Regions from separate parts of the Homo sapiens genome. Here region 1 is linked to region 2. The links are chromatin loops, found by intact Hi-C in ENCODE. Cell type or tissue: dorsolateral prefrontal cortex. All regions are shown on one strand. Each heading gives the region's core, and the rest is flanking DNA. Links, peaks and the distances in the headings are about the cores only.

The links. A loop is a pair of places that touch in the nucleus more often than their neighbours do. Peaks named below come from ENCODE experiments on the same cell type or tissue, not always from the same donor. Only the 100,000 strongest peaks of a DNase experiment are listed, where the experiment ranks them.
Region 1: it touches region 2 in a loop (2.0-fold over the local background); 2 of 110 quality-filtered maps call a loop at or near these places.

What each region holds. Positions count from the first base shown.
Region 1 is chr13:94,801,672-94,807,997 of GRCh38, reverse strand. All of the region lies in intron 2 of LOC101927284 (a long non-coding RNA gene), which reads right to left. Among named protein-coding and RNA genes, the nearest start is that of SOX21-AS1, 92 kb to the right of the region's middle. In dorsolateral prefrontal cortex, for the core only: no CTCF peak of the experiment used is centred there; no DNase peak of the experiment used is centred there; H3K4me3 peaks cover 718 bases; H3K27ac peaks cover 729 bases.
Region 2 is chr13:94,964,457-94,970,782 of GRCh38, reverse strand. No RefSeq gene overlaps it. Among named protein-coding and RNA genes, the nearest start is that of LINC00557, 7.6 kb to the right of the region's middle. RefSeq lists enhancers at 3,187-4,521, 3,218-4,573. In dorsolateral prefrontal cortex, for the core only: a CTCF peak has its summit at 2,535 (motif pointing right); DNase peaks (open chromatin) are centred at 2,792 and 2,922; H3K4me3 peaks cover 1,703 bases; H3K27ac peaks cover 2,322 bases; H3K27me3 peaks cover 5,000 bases.

The DNA.
Region 1 (6,326 bases), core at 548-5,547, 160 kb after region 2:
AATATAGAGTGATTTGAATACTCACTGTGGAAGGCAGAATAATGCCTTCACCCCCAAAGATGTCCATGCCCTAATCTCTGGAACCTGTGGATATTTTACCATACATGGCAAAAGAGACTTGGCAGATGTGATTAAGTTAAAAATGGAGATGGAGAGATTATCCTGGAGAGGTTATCCTGGATTCTCCAGCTTGGCCCCATCTAATCACATGAGTCCTTAAAATTGGAGCACTTTCCTTGGCTGTGGTCAAGGAGAGATGTGACAGTGGAAGAATGGTCAAAGAGATGCAATGTTGCTGTTTGAAGATGGAGGGAGGGGGCAACAAGTCAAAGGCTACAGGCAGCCCCCAGAAGCAGGAAAAGGCAAGGAAACGATTCTCACCTGGCGTCTCCAGAAAGAATGCAGTCCTGCCAACATTTTGGGTTAGCCCAGTGAGACCTGAGTCAGATTTCCAACGACCCGAGACAACTTTCCAACCGACAGAACCATAAGATATTTGTGGCAATTTGTTAAAGCTACAATAGGAATCTAACACACTCACTTTTTAGTTTTTGTATGCTTTACAGTTTCCAAATACTTTATCTCATATCTGTCTAGGTTTTTTAAATAAAATAAATGGAAAGCTTTAAGCAAAAATGAGTTCAAAATAGTAGAAAATTAGAAATGGACAATTTTCAGCATCCAGTGGTTGACTGGTTAATCTTTGTGTATGAAAAAGCTGAAATTTCCAAATGTGTCTGAGATGAAACAAAACAAACAAACAGAATACAAATCCAGAGAACATCAGTCTCTGATAAGTGGCTGCTTCCCAAAACTATCAAAGGCAATTTTTCTCGGAATATTTTTAAAGCTTACAATGAACTCTTTTATAATGTTACATTGCATATTGTCAGGCCTCTTTATAGCCCTGTTTTAAACTAGACCAGTGGCCTATGTCCTATTTTCTTTTCTTTATCCTTATATCCTCAAACAGAGCTTGTTTTCTCCTCTTCTTAGTAATTAACACTACCCAGTCTTCTCTGAAGGTGTTCTTCCCCCCGGTCTGGCTGCCAGATAGCTAGTCTCCCCATATTTCCCACTTCTTGTTCCCCTCTAAACACAAGCACTTGGTCTTATTTCATTTGCAGGGTTTTTCCCTCTAACTGCTACAGTGAGACAAAGAGGGCATGAAAAAATAAGCTATGTGGAAAAGGTCTTCCAGCATGCGGCTCCTAACTGATTAAAATCATGACTGCTGAGAAGTAAAGCTGAGAAGAAATAAAACGAAAGGATGACCGACACACGAGGGATGTGAAATTAAAATTTAATAATTGAGTCAAATCATAAGTAGCTGTGATGCTTGCGCGTGAATAGATGCTCTGTGTGTGTGCATGTATCATAACTCCAGTCCCGGACTTCTCTTTCTCCGTGGCAGAATTGTGTTATTACACAATGGCAACACTGGAAGAAGCCATAGAGGTCATTTTGTTCAACCCCCACATTTTGCCAAGGAAAGACTGAAAGCCAGACAGACAGAGACTTGTCTGCTTTTTGACTTCTTTTTCTTTGCTTTTGAATCTTTTCCCATCAGCCGCATATCAACCAATGATCAAATAAGATTATTCAGGCTGGGGTCATTCTATTCCTTATTCTTATTGACCATTACAATCTCTCCCTTTAATTCCTTTCCTTCCTATCTCATCTTTAACACTGTTAATCCATTTCTTTCATGATTTGCCTCTGCCTGATTTTTCTTTTATAGATAAACTGAGTCATCAGCAAGCATTTTGCTGGAAGTCAGCCTTGTTAAATGTCCAGTCTATTTAAGTGACTTTCTATTCTATCCTATCTGCTGGATCACAGGTTTTTGTTGATCAAACTTTCTTATCATGTCAAGTGTTAATCTTCTTTTAGTGATAGAGAAAGTGCCAAATGAAAGTACTTTGGAAAATGAATACATTGACCTGTCATTTCACAGTCCTCACGCAACCAAAGTCCTACTTGCCCTATAGGTAGGTACATTTCTAACTGAGAATGTGAAGGCCATGTACAAAGACTCCTGAGTCTCAGAAGTCTTGCAATCCTCAAAAAGAATTTTTTGAAAACATGGCAGGCCTGGCTATTTTACTATGGTGAAATATATCACTATGGTGAAATATATCACTATGGTGAAATATTACTATAGTCATTGCACTATAGGCAATCAACCCAAACTTGGTATAAAACATTATGGTAGCTAATATTCATTTAGTGCTTACAGTGTGCTAAGTATTATTTTAAGCACACTACACAGATTATCTAATTTAATCATCTGAGTTATGTGCGGTTATTGTTCCTATATCATGTATAGGAAAATGTGGGCACCAAGCGGTTAGGCCACTTGCCCCAAACCCAGAGGGAATAAACAGTGGAGCCAGGATTTAGAGAGTTAGGTGGAGTCTAGTCTCCTAACCCCTCTGCCAAACCACCTCTGATATGGGGGTTAACATGAGTCAATCCACACCCACACCTTGTATGTGGAAAGAGCGTCTTTGAAGGCCATGCCCTGTGGATAAGTGGAGACACCATAGTTTCAGGCTCCAATAAGCACATACAACAGTCTATATGGCACCTGAAGCAGGTAGGTGCCTTCCTTGTCTTGTAAAAACCCAAAGGAAAATATTCTAATGCCTCAGAACCTTCTGGCTGGCTCCACCATTCAGCAACGCTGTCAGGAAGAGTAGCTCTTACACGGCCCTCACAACTTTAGATCCACTTTATGATAAACTGGCTAATGATTAGAAAGAAGTGCATCTCAGAACTATCGGCCTAACTTAGATGACACAGACTTCTGGATCAGGTCTTGCCTTTCCCTGACTTTTTTGAAGTCTAGAGTCTCATTTTGCAATGGTTCAGAATTGGAACTGGACCACCTGCCTGAGGCTGCTTGGGCTGCCCACACAGCTTGTAAAAACTGTATGTAAACATGAAATGCAGCTGCAAAACAAACTTAGTTTTCCTCACAGGAAGTTATCCCCCTAAGGAATCAGGATTAGTGTGACAGGCTTGTGCAAACTGCTCAAATGAGGGTCATCTTTGGCCAAGTAGTCCACCATGTTGGAGTGTACGCTAATCAAAGTGAGGGTGGAAGTTTTCATCCATTTCTACACTTTTAAGCACCTCTTTAGAAATGCTTTTCAACCCATTTCTCCAGCAACTGCCTGTCTTACTAGCACCCGATCCATATTTCCAACGGGGACTAAAGCAAAACATATTTTCTTCCCTATGTTACTAAAGGGCACCAGCATCCACCAAGTTACAGAAGCCAAAAGCCTTGGAATTAACCAAAGCCCTTTTATACCTAATGTCAAATCCAATCCTAAGTACACATCCTGTAGATCTTACTGAAATGGCTCTTGAATCTGTCTCCTGTCCTCCAGTTTCACTACTCTTATACGAGGTCAAGTGTTGATCATGTCTATGCTGGACCAGTCCAATAACCTCCTTTAAATTTTTTTTTTTTGAGAGAGAGGGACAGAGTCTCACTCTATTGCCCAGGCTGCAGTGCAGTAGCATGATCTTGGGTCACTGCAGCTTTGACATCCTAGGCTCAAGTGGTCCTCCCACCTTAGCCTCCCAAGTAGCTGGGACTACAGGTGCACACCACCATGCCTGGCTAATTTTTTTTTTTCGTAGAAATCGGATTTCACCATGTTGCCCAGGGCTGTTCTTGAACTCCTGGGCTCAAGTGATCTGCCTGCCTTGGCCTCCCAAAGTGCTAAGATTACAGATGTGAGCCACCACACTTGGCCAATAACCTCGTAATTATCCTCTACCTCCATATCTTCTGCATCCAGTTAATTTTCTTCTCTATCCTTGGCCATTTTTCTCAAATCAAAATGTAACCGTGTCATTCCCATGCTTAATTACCTGGTGTGTTTCCCTGTGAACATAATCCAACAATTTTATGTAGCATGTGTCTTTTTTCACAATCTAGTTTTGACCTATATTTTGGCTCATCTCCCATCATTACTCTATGTCAGTTCTTTCCATACTCTCTCCCAGAGAAAATGCATCATTTCCATCATGAGGTTCTCATTTTGCCATTTGCTTATAGCATTAATCATATTGTAGCATATCTTTTTGTGTGTCTGTCTTTCCCATTTCTAAAGCATACACACTTCATGAAGGAAGGAACCCCATACTGTTCAGCACCACATCCACAACTGCCAAGCAGAGAATTTGATATTTTGAAAGTGCTCTTGAGGCTGGACATGGTGGCTCATGCCTATAATCCCAACACGTTGGGAGGCCAAGGCAAGAGGATCACTTGAGCCCAGGAGTTTGAGACCAGCCTGGGCAATATAGCAAGACCCCGTCCCTATTTTTTTAAAAAATAGAAAGTACTCAGTGAATATTTGCTCAATAAGTGAATAAAGGCAGTGTCACCTAATTTTATATTGGACATTATGAAAAATGTTTATATGTATAAGCAATAAATCAATATATGTATTGTGTATGTATATATATAGTATAGTGTATATACACACACACACACACACATACTACACATATATTGGTTAATCAATAATTGAGTATTTAGTAGGCAGTAGTAGGTCAAAAAATTATAAACTTTGGAGTCAGATACCTGGTTTAAAATTCCAGCATTGAGGCATACTAGCTAAGTGATCACGGGTCAGTTAAACTCTTCGGTATATTTTTTCATTTTTAAAATGTGGATCATAATACAACTCATGGCATGCGGGTGACAAATAAAGTCAAAATGAGGCAATTTGCCTAAGTGACAAAGTTGGTTTTTAACAAATGACAGTGTGGCAGAGCAACTCTTGTGTGCTAACTCGAACAATCTGCAGCTTTTGCAGTCCTTTCTAATCCTAAACTTGGGGTTTAACTAAATTGGGCACTCTCTAGCCAGACTCTTAAGAGGAAAAGAAGCTCGTTTATAAGTTAAATTGGAGAACAAGATTAAAATGGCTAAAATTAACTAGATTCCCATTTTCCGACACATGGCTCCAGGGTAAAAAACTGTCAGAGATTCAGGTATTTCCACTGGGGTGATAGTATTTTATGATGGACCTGATAGAAGGGGATCATGTGGAGCAGATCCCCGTATTTTCTCTGCAAGAAGCAGTAAAATGTTTAAGATTTTGGGTTCTGGAGCCAGACTGCTGGGTTCAAGCTGGATAAGCATGGGAAGTTTCTTAAATGCTGCCTCAATTTCATCATCTGTAAACTGGGGCTAAAAGGAACACCTAATTCATAAAGTTGTTGGGAAGACAAAACAAACAGTATATGAAGTAAATGCCTAGTGTATAACAAGTGCTCACTAAATATTATTTATGACTTCAGTGGCTATATCATTTATCATCACATTGGGACAGCTTTGAGAGTAAAAAGGTGTGTTATTAAGAATGATGGCAGCACCTTAGGATTAAACTGGAATTTTCCCGGTCAGACCAAGATGCACGGTCACACTGGCTGCGACGATGTGGTTAATATGATGATGATGGTGTCATGCAGTGCAAGCTGGAGGTACTTCCCTTTTAGCCTTTAGCATGTCCAACTGACACACCAGCTCCAGTTGGAGTTCAGGATTCACACGCATCTTCCTTGTCTCCATTATTCCCCACCAAGCATCATCAACCATTAGCTGCTACATCAAGCCAAAGGGAAACGCAAAACGTGCTTTTTTCCTCCTGAGACCCAAGCAGAAAAGAGGAGGTTTAATTATTACTGTATTAAATCAACGACTTCATTTTATTTGGGGAGTCCAGTTTGATAAATCACAATATTGTGGCTGAGACCTGCTGACCTGCACAAATTTGCCCGTTAACTCACAATTCACATGTATTATCTAAATTTCTGAACTTTATTTTTTGTAGAGATGGGGTCTTGCTATGTTGCTCAGGCTGGCCTTGAATTCCTGGCCTCAGGCAATCCTTCCTCCTTGGCCTTCCAAAGTGCAGAGATTACAGGTGTGAGCTACTGTGCCTGGCCTTACTGAACTTTAATAGCTTTGGGTATGGCCATGGATCCTTCTTTTTTTCCTCTTTTCCTTTATTTTTGTTAAATTATGGCAGAAAACCAAATACAGAGGGAAATTCCCAAACACAGGCTGAAACTTGCTTAACCAATTTTATCCAACTTACAGTGTCAGATAATCACATCAAGAAAGTCAGTAGCTATTAGTTTTACATTATTTAGTAACCACCTACCTATATACCCAATATTTTGCCAGGAAATATTCAAGACATGATCTCACAAGAACTTTTCAATCTGGTCCAAAACACAAAAGGAACATTTGTGAAACAGGAATGATATGAGATTATATATAACAGAGACAGGGC
Region 2 (6,326 bases), core at 595-5,594:
AGCTTTGATACATGGGATTTCCTCCACAGAGCTCCTCAGCTTCTCCATATGGACTCCTTATATGCACCCCCCATCCCGTCACTACTTTTCCCATCAATGCTACCAACATAGTCCTTTCCCGAGGGAAACCCTAAGTGATTCCTGGTCCAAGTGGTTGACAGTCAGACTAGCTTTTGATTCAGAAGTGTTTCACCAGGAGAGCCATTTGGGCCCGTTCCTCTAAATGAACTCTAACAGTTACACTGGAAGGGACAGCTTCTTTAATGCCATTCTCTATTTCCCAATGTCAGATTTTAAAACTCAAGGGAAAGTGATATTTATGTCTTATATATGCTCCTGCCTATGATTGTTTTTAAAATGTAATTGAGGAACAGAGGGAAGAAAACACCCGCTATTAAAAGAATTAAGCCAGAGTAGCAACCTCTCCGTGGAAGGTTTTAGTATTCCTGATAACCTGCTCCTTGATTCCTGCCACCCAATTTCCCAATTTCCAAGCCAGAAGAAATGATCATTTAAACAACAAAAACATAATTTTTAAAAAATCAAGAAAATATAGGGGGTAATGGTAGGAAGCCTGTTTTAGTTTTTCTGTGCTAATAGTCTATCTTCAAAATTATAAGACTTCAATACAACTCACTGGACATAAGGGAAGACAGAGGGATAAACATAAACCTGTATTTTTGTCACATTTGACAGGTCAGACTGTTGGTTACTATTTTAAAGGGGCTTTGCATTTATTAAATATTCCATTTACATATACTGTCACAGGTCTGCATTTACAAATGCGCTGTTTTGCATGCATTTTCAGACTGAGAAAATGCAAACCTAATGGGCTCAGCTTCTTGACATTCCACCTCCTTCTCGGTGAAAGTGTTACTTTAAAAATCAACAGCTAAAAAATTAATTGGCCCAGGCGTTTTTAAAGCAAAGATCAGAACAAACGTTTACTGTTTCTTTTGAGGTCTGCACATAATTCAATATTTTAAAATTGAAAAATATGCTGCCTCATGGACCACACTGAGAATGTGGCCTTTGGAAATTTTGGAACAAGCAAATAAAAAAATTTTTAAAATGTAGGCAATATAGAAATGAAAGTAGTCAAAATATGCTCTTCATTGAATGCATCAACATTTCCAGCATTATGACCTATAAAGGTTATAGTTTTGAATGTATTTTAAAAGGTCAGAGCCCCAAGTTCTGGGCGGATGATCACCTTCTGGACAGTACCTAGTAGTTGATAATCTGTAGGATTCACGGTCTTTAAACCGTCATTGACAGGACAGCTCAGATGAGTTCTAGGGAAGCTATTATAGCCAGTTGGAGAAGTAATGCATGCATTTAAAATACATTAAGTATTGTTATGCAGCCATTCATTGCTTCCAACAAAATAAAATGTTTTATAAAACTGCCTGAACCGTGACCGGCTTCTGCCTAGCACGGTGTCTGGTGCTCAATAAATATTTAGTGAATGAAATAAGTATTTGCTAATGTTGATTTCTTTCTTTCTTTTTTAATGATAAAACCAAGCCTACAGAGCTGTTACACCTCTGAGCAAGTGGAAATCCATAGAGTAAATGAAAGGGTTTTGATTTGGGGGCTTACCATCCTGTAAGCTAAAATGGGTAGTCCTTAAGGTTGAAGAGTGGAAATGGATCAAGCAAGAAGTTTGCACCCTCCCCACTACCCCACGCCCTCCCAGAACTATTCTTAACCTGAAATAACACTCACTAGCTCAAGTTCAGAAATTCAAAACAAGAGCTGGGTGCAGGATAAGATTTCAACTTCAGTTTTTGCCCGGCACAACTGACTTTTGTACTTTCCACCCCAAGACTCCTCCCCGAGATCAGAGCTTTGTGCAGCCTCTTCTTAAGTTACAGGGAGTTAGAGCAAAAGGGCATCTCCCGTAATGGAGCTGCAAGGAATCCCTTGCTTAGGCGCTCACGGTTATCTCTCATTCTCCCTCTCCCTTTTTCCCCGGGAACGTGAAATGCTGAGATGGAAATCCTAGGGTGAAGATCTGGGGTCCATGAATGCAGACCGAGCAGAGCTGAGGTTTGAACGACGCCTGTCTGCGGGCAGCGGAGCAGGCGCTCCCGGGAGCTTGGAGGGCGGGGATGGGAAACCTAAGAAATGCCTGGAGCCGGGTTACAGAGCCGCCCCTCGGGCACACAGCGGCCGCAGCGGCAGCCAGGAGCTCGGTGCAGAGGAACAGGGGAGGATACGCGAAGCAAATAACCCAAGTCTCCATCGGACGCCTTAACATCACCGGGAGCTGCGCGCACCCCGCGCCTCCCCCATCCCATTCCCGAGGGCCCGGGAGTTGCAGGGCCTGGCACGGGGTATCCCCGCCGAAGTCGCCCTTTCCCCGGGGACGGCAGCAGCCTCGCTCCTCCCGGGTCTCCAGGATTCAATTCGTTGCCCGCTCCTAGCTTCCCTCTGCTCTGCGACGGCCCCCACTTTTTGTAGCCCCCAAAAGCACGCAGGACCCCACATCCCCAGGAGAGGCCCTGCGGTGTTAGGGCGAGGACAGAAGGGGGAGCTAGGGACGGCGCCTACGTCCTGCGGGGAACTGGGGTGGAGGGGAGGATGGGGGAAACGGGGCCTGCAGAGTCGCCCCTGCCTCTGTGCAGCGTGGAGGCGCCAAAAGCCGAGAAGGAAATGCTCTCTGCCTTCGCCCCCAAACTTCTACTGGCCCGGCTTGCAGTGGCGAACCCCTGCAGGTAGCCGAGCGTGTGGAGAACGCCCTGGCCGGGACCCCTCGGAGGCTGCGGGTGGGCGGGACTGCGGCGAAGGGGACCCCGGCCCGACCCCAGGCGCCACCCTCCGCGGCTGCCCCGTGCGTCCCAGGCCGGGTAATTAGGAGCCCAGCCAGGTGCGCCCCGCAGCCCTACACTTTGTGGGGCTCGACCATGGAAAGCGCCGTGTCATCAGTCTGCAGGGAGTTGCCAAATGACAGAGCTCCCGGCCGCCCCGGCGCCGGCGCCCCGAGTCTCGGCCGCGCAGCCCTGCCGGGCGCCCGCAGAGGAGGCTAAGCTGCAGCCCACGCGGCGGCCGCCGGGTGCCTGCTCCGGGTCTGCGGCGGCGCCCGTGCGGGCGAGAGAAGGAGGCCGAGCGGTCCCACCCGCCCTGCTCCGAGGGACCCCCGGGGTCCCGGCTGGCAGGGAAGGAGACCTGTTGAAAACTCTTAACGCCAACTTGAAAGACAATCAAGTCGCCCGAGCAAAACCCACTCTCCAATCTGTTTTCAAGTGTCATAAACGCTGCACTGCAGTAAGATTGCTGCTCCCTTAAATGGGCCAATAATTTCCAGCTCTCGCCCACAAATTCCCCCAACAGGGGATTTCAATGTAACGCAATTCAAATAAGTAAAAACCACTTTATTGCTTTTCGAAAATTCGCATGCATTTATTCCGCTTAAAATTTGATATAGGGCATTTTTTTTTGTATTACCATTTATCGCTTGCCAAGAAATAATTAAGAATAGGAGCTCGAAGATTAATTTTAAATAAAAAATCTTCTCAAATGAAAATGTCAGGTCATAAAAATTCCTTTTAAATAACAGCATATAAATCTTTGAAATTAACCATGTAATTACAATGTCTATCAACTTTTACCTTGAGCTTTGAGCCTCTCTTTTTAATCTCCCATTCTTTTTTAATGAATAGCTATTTTGAAATTAAAAAGTACTGTTCATTACACATGCCCCACTATAATAGGGTTTTTATCATATTTGCTGTATGTAAAAATACTTGCTACTTTGTAATTATTCACACGCCGATCCTTTCCTATATTGAGTGGAAAATAAAAAATGAAATAGAAGTCAAAGGTGCTTTAGAGCTGAATGATTTACACAATTCATTAAGGACGGTGATTTTTCAGTTAGCATCAGATTAAATGGTTACTTACTCTCAAATAGCCCTTGGGGACTTGAATTGCTGGGTAGCAAACAGATTAAAGTTTGCATTGAAAGAAAAATTGAATTCAGAGGTAATCAATAGCATAATAGGGGCAGTGAGTGGTGCCTGCTGCCTGAAATGAAATTACCATATTTTTAATCTTAATTTTCCACTCTGTTTATCTGACAGTGTGGATGTGCAATCCAAACAGATAATGAGAGAGTGGGATATTGACACCGCTGTCCTCTGGAGTGCTTGTTTTCAGTGATTAAATGCTGTGATCTGTGATTACTTTGTGCAGGGATGTCAGGGCTGCTGGCCAGAACCATGGGAGGGGCACTAGCTCAGCAGCTGTAGCTCCCGACTCTCCCAGGTCCTAATGTCTGAAATTCATTTTCCACCAGTAATATAGAAAAATAAAGATTACCTATTTATGTATATACTTTGGCTGCACAAATTACAATAGTTAATCCCATTATTATTGTTGTCCTGACTCAAAAACGTTTTAATTAGATCGATATGTAGTGAACCCTCTCTGTAAGTTCTGTATTAATGAGCTAACAAACTTGCTTCTTACAGGAAGAGGTAAGTTATAGAAAGCAATAGGTTGGGAAACTTTGAAGGGAAAGTGTATTGTCATTAGAGAAGCAGTAGAGAGGAGACTGGGGCATTGTTAAAGAAATCTAGCCCCAGAGGCTGTAATTATATAACAAGCTGTGATAATTTTAAAAAATGCAAATAGTTTTCTTTGGGTATTGGGAGAAAGTCTTCGTGTGCATTTAATCAAATTAATACCTCTAGCCAAGTAAAAATACCGAATCACAAAATTTTAAAGTTATATAAATCCTATATGCTCAAAATACAGTATCTTTGGATATCTAAATGCACCATGGTGATTAGTATAATCGGGATGAATACCTTATATCGAAGGCATTATTGCATTCTGCAGTGAGGAAATTTACAATGCTTCACGTTAGAGAACATATTATGGGTGCATCATTTGAATTTGAATTCACTTGACCCTGCTGTGTGAATAGATTTACATTAGATGATGGCTATCTACCATCTATACCAACAACCTGCACTGTCCAGCAAAGACACTGTGTAAAGTCTGCGTGTGTTTAGAGAATTTGGTAATTATGCATAGTTAATTAATTTATCCTCCCTTGATACATCTGTGTACCCAAATAAAAAGGACTGAAGAAAGGGTGATGGGCAGCACTGGCTATCTGATAATAGATTATTACACAGTATTTATTTCTCCAAATTGGAGAGTAGTCATAATACACAAGTAATGGTACCATACCTCATTCAATCTTTCCTTAACCTTGGCTGCAGGCATTGTCTTCAGTTCCTAGTGCACATAATAACTTTATTTTTTTCTCAATCATTTCTGATATGCAAAACTCTCTGGTAAGGGAAAGGGAGCCCTAGGCTAAGTACACAGAAATAAAGAGTGAAAACTCACTTTGTGAAAAAGGTGACTGAGCTCCACCACTGGGTGTGAATTCAAGTTTATCAATTCCGTAATTGGCAGCGTCCCACAAAAAAAAAAAAAAAAATCCCCAACTTCCTCAAATTCCCTAACTTCTCCAGTTCGACCCAACTGGTTGAAATTGGAAAGTTTTAATAAATTAATATGTTAACCATTGAGTGGCCACAGGCTACTCTGATCTTATCGCATGTATTACTGATAAAGAAACTGGAGAGGAAATCTATGCTCATAAAAATATTGACCAATGACTTTTGCTCAGTTTCATATTTTAAGCATAGACTAAGGAGATTCCTATGTGTTATATAAACCCACAATGAGAGTGGCACATCTCCATTTTACCACCTGCTTTAGATGTGCTCTGTATGCTGTGTTATTTTGTAAATTGTACATTGTAAAATGTAAAGACAGGTTACATGGGATCCACACAATAAATGAATATAATCGAGTCCCAAGGAATCTTTATCATGGTGCTGGAATAAGCTTAAAATTTTTGCTTAGAGTCTTTTTATTTTTTATTTTTATTTTTTAAATTTATTTATTTTTATTTTATTATTATTATACTTTAAGTTTTAGGGTACATGTGCACAATGTGCAGGTTAGTTACATATGTATACATGTGCCATGCTGGTGTGCTGTACCCCTTAACTCGTCATTTAGCATTAGGTATATCTCCTAAAGCTATCCCTCCCCACTCCCGAATCTTTTTTTAAAATCACAGAAAGATGTATCAGCCAGATTAACAGAATTTAGGCTGAGCCTTTCACATAGAGTTTCAGTACCATTTTGACAATTTATTCAGTATTCAGAAGAATCCATAAACTTGAATATAAACTACATACAGTCCTGTCTTTATTACAACAAACTCATCCAATTTTTTGATAACTTGTATTGTGTTCCCTAAAATTTTTTTTATCAATACTTAAACATGCTGATTC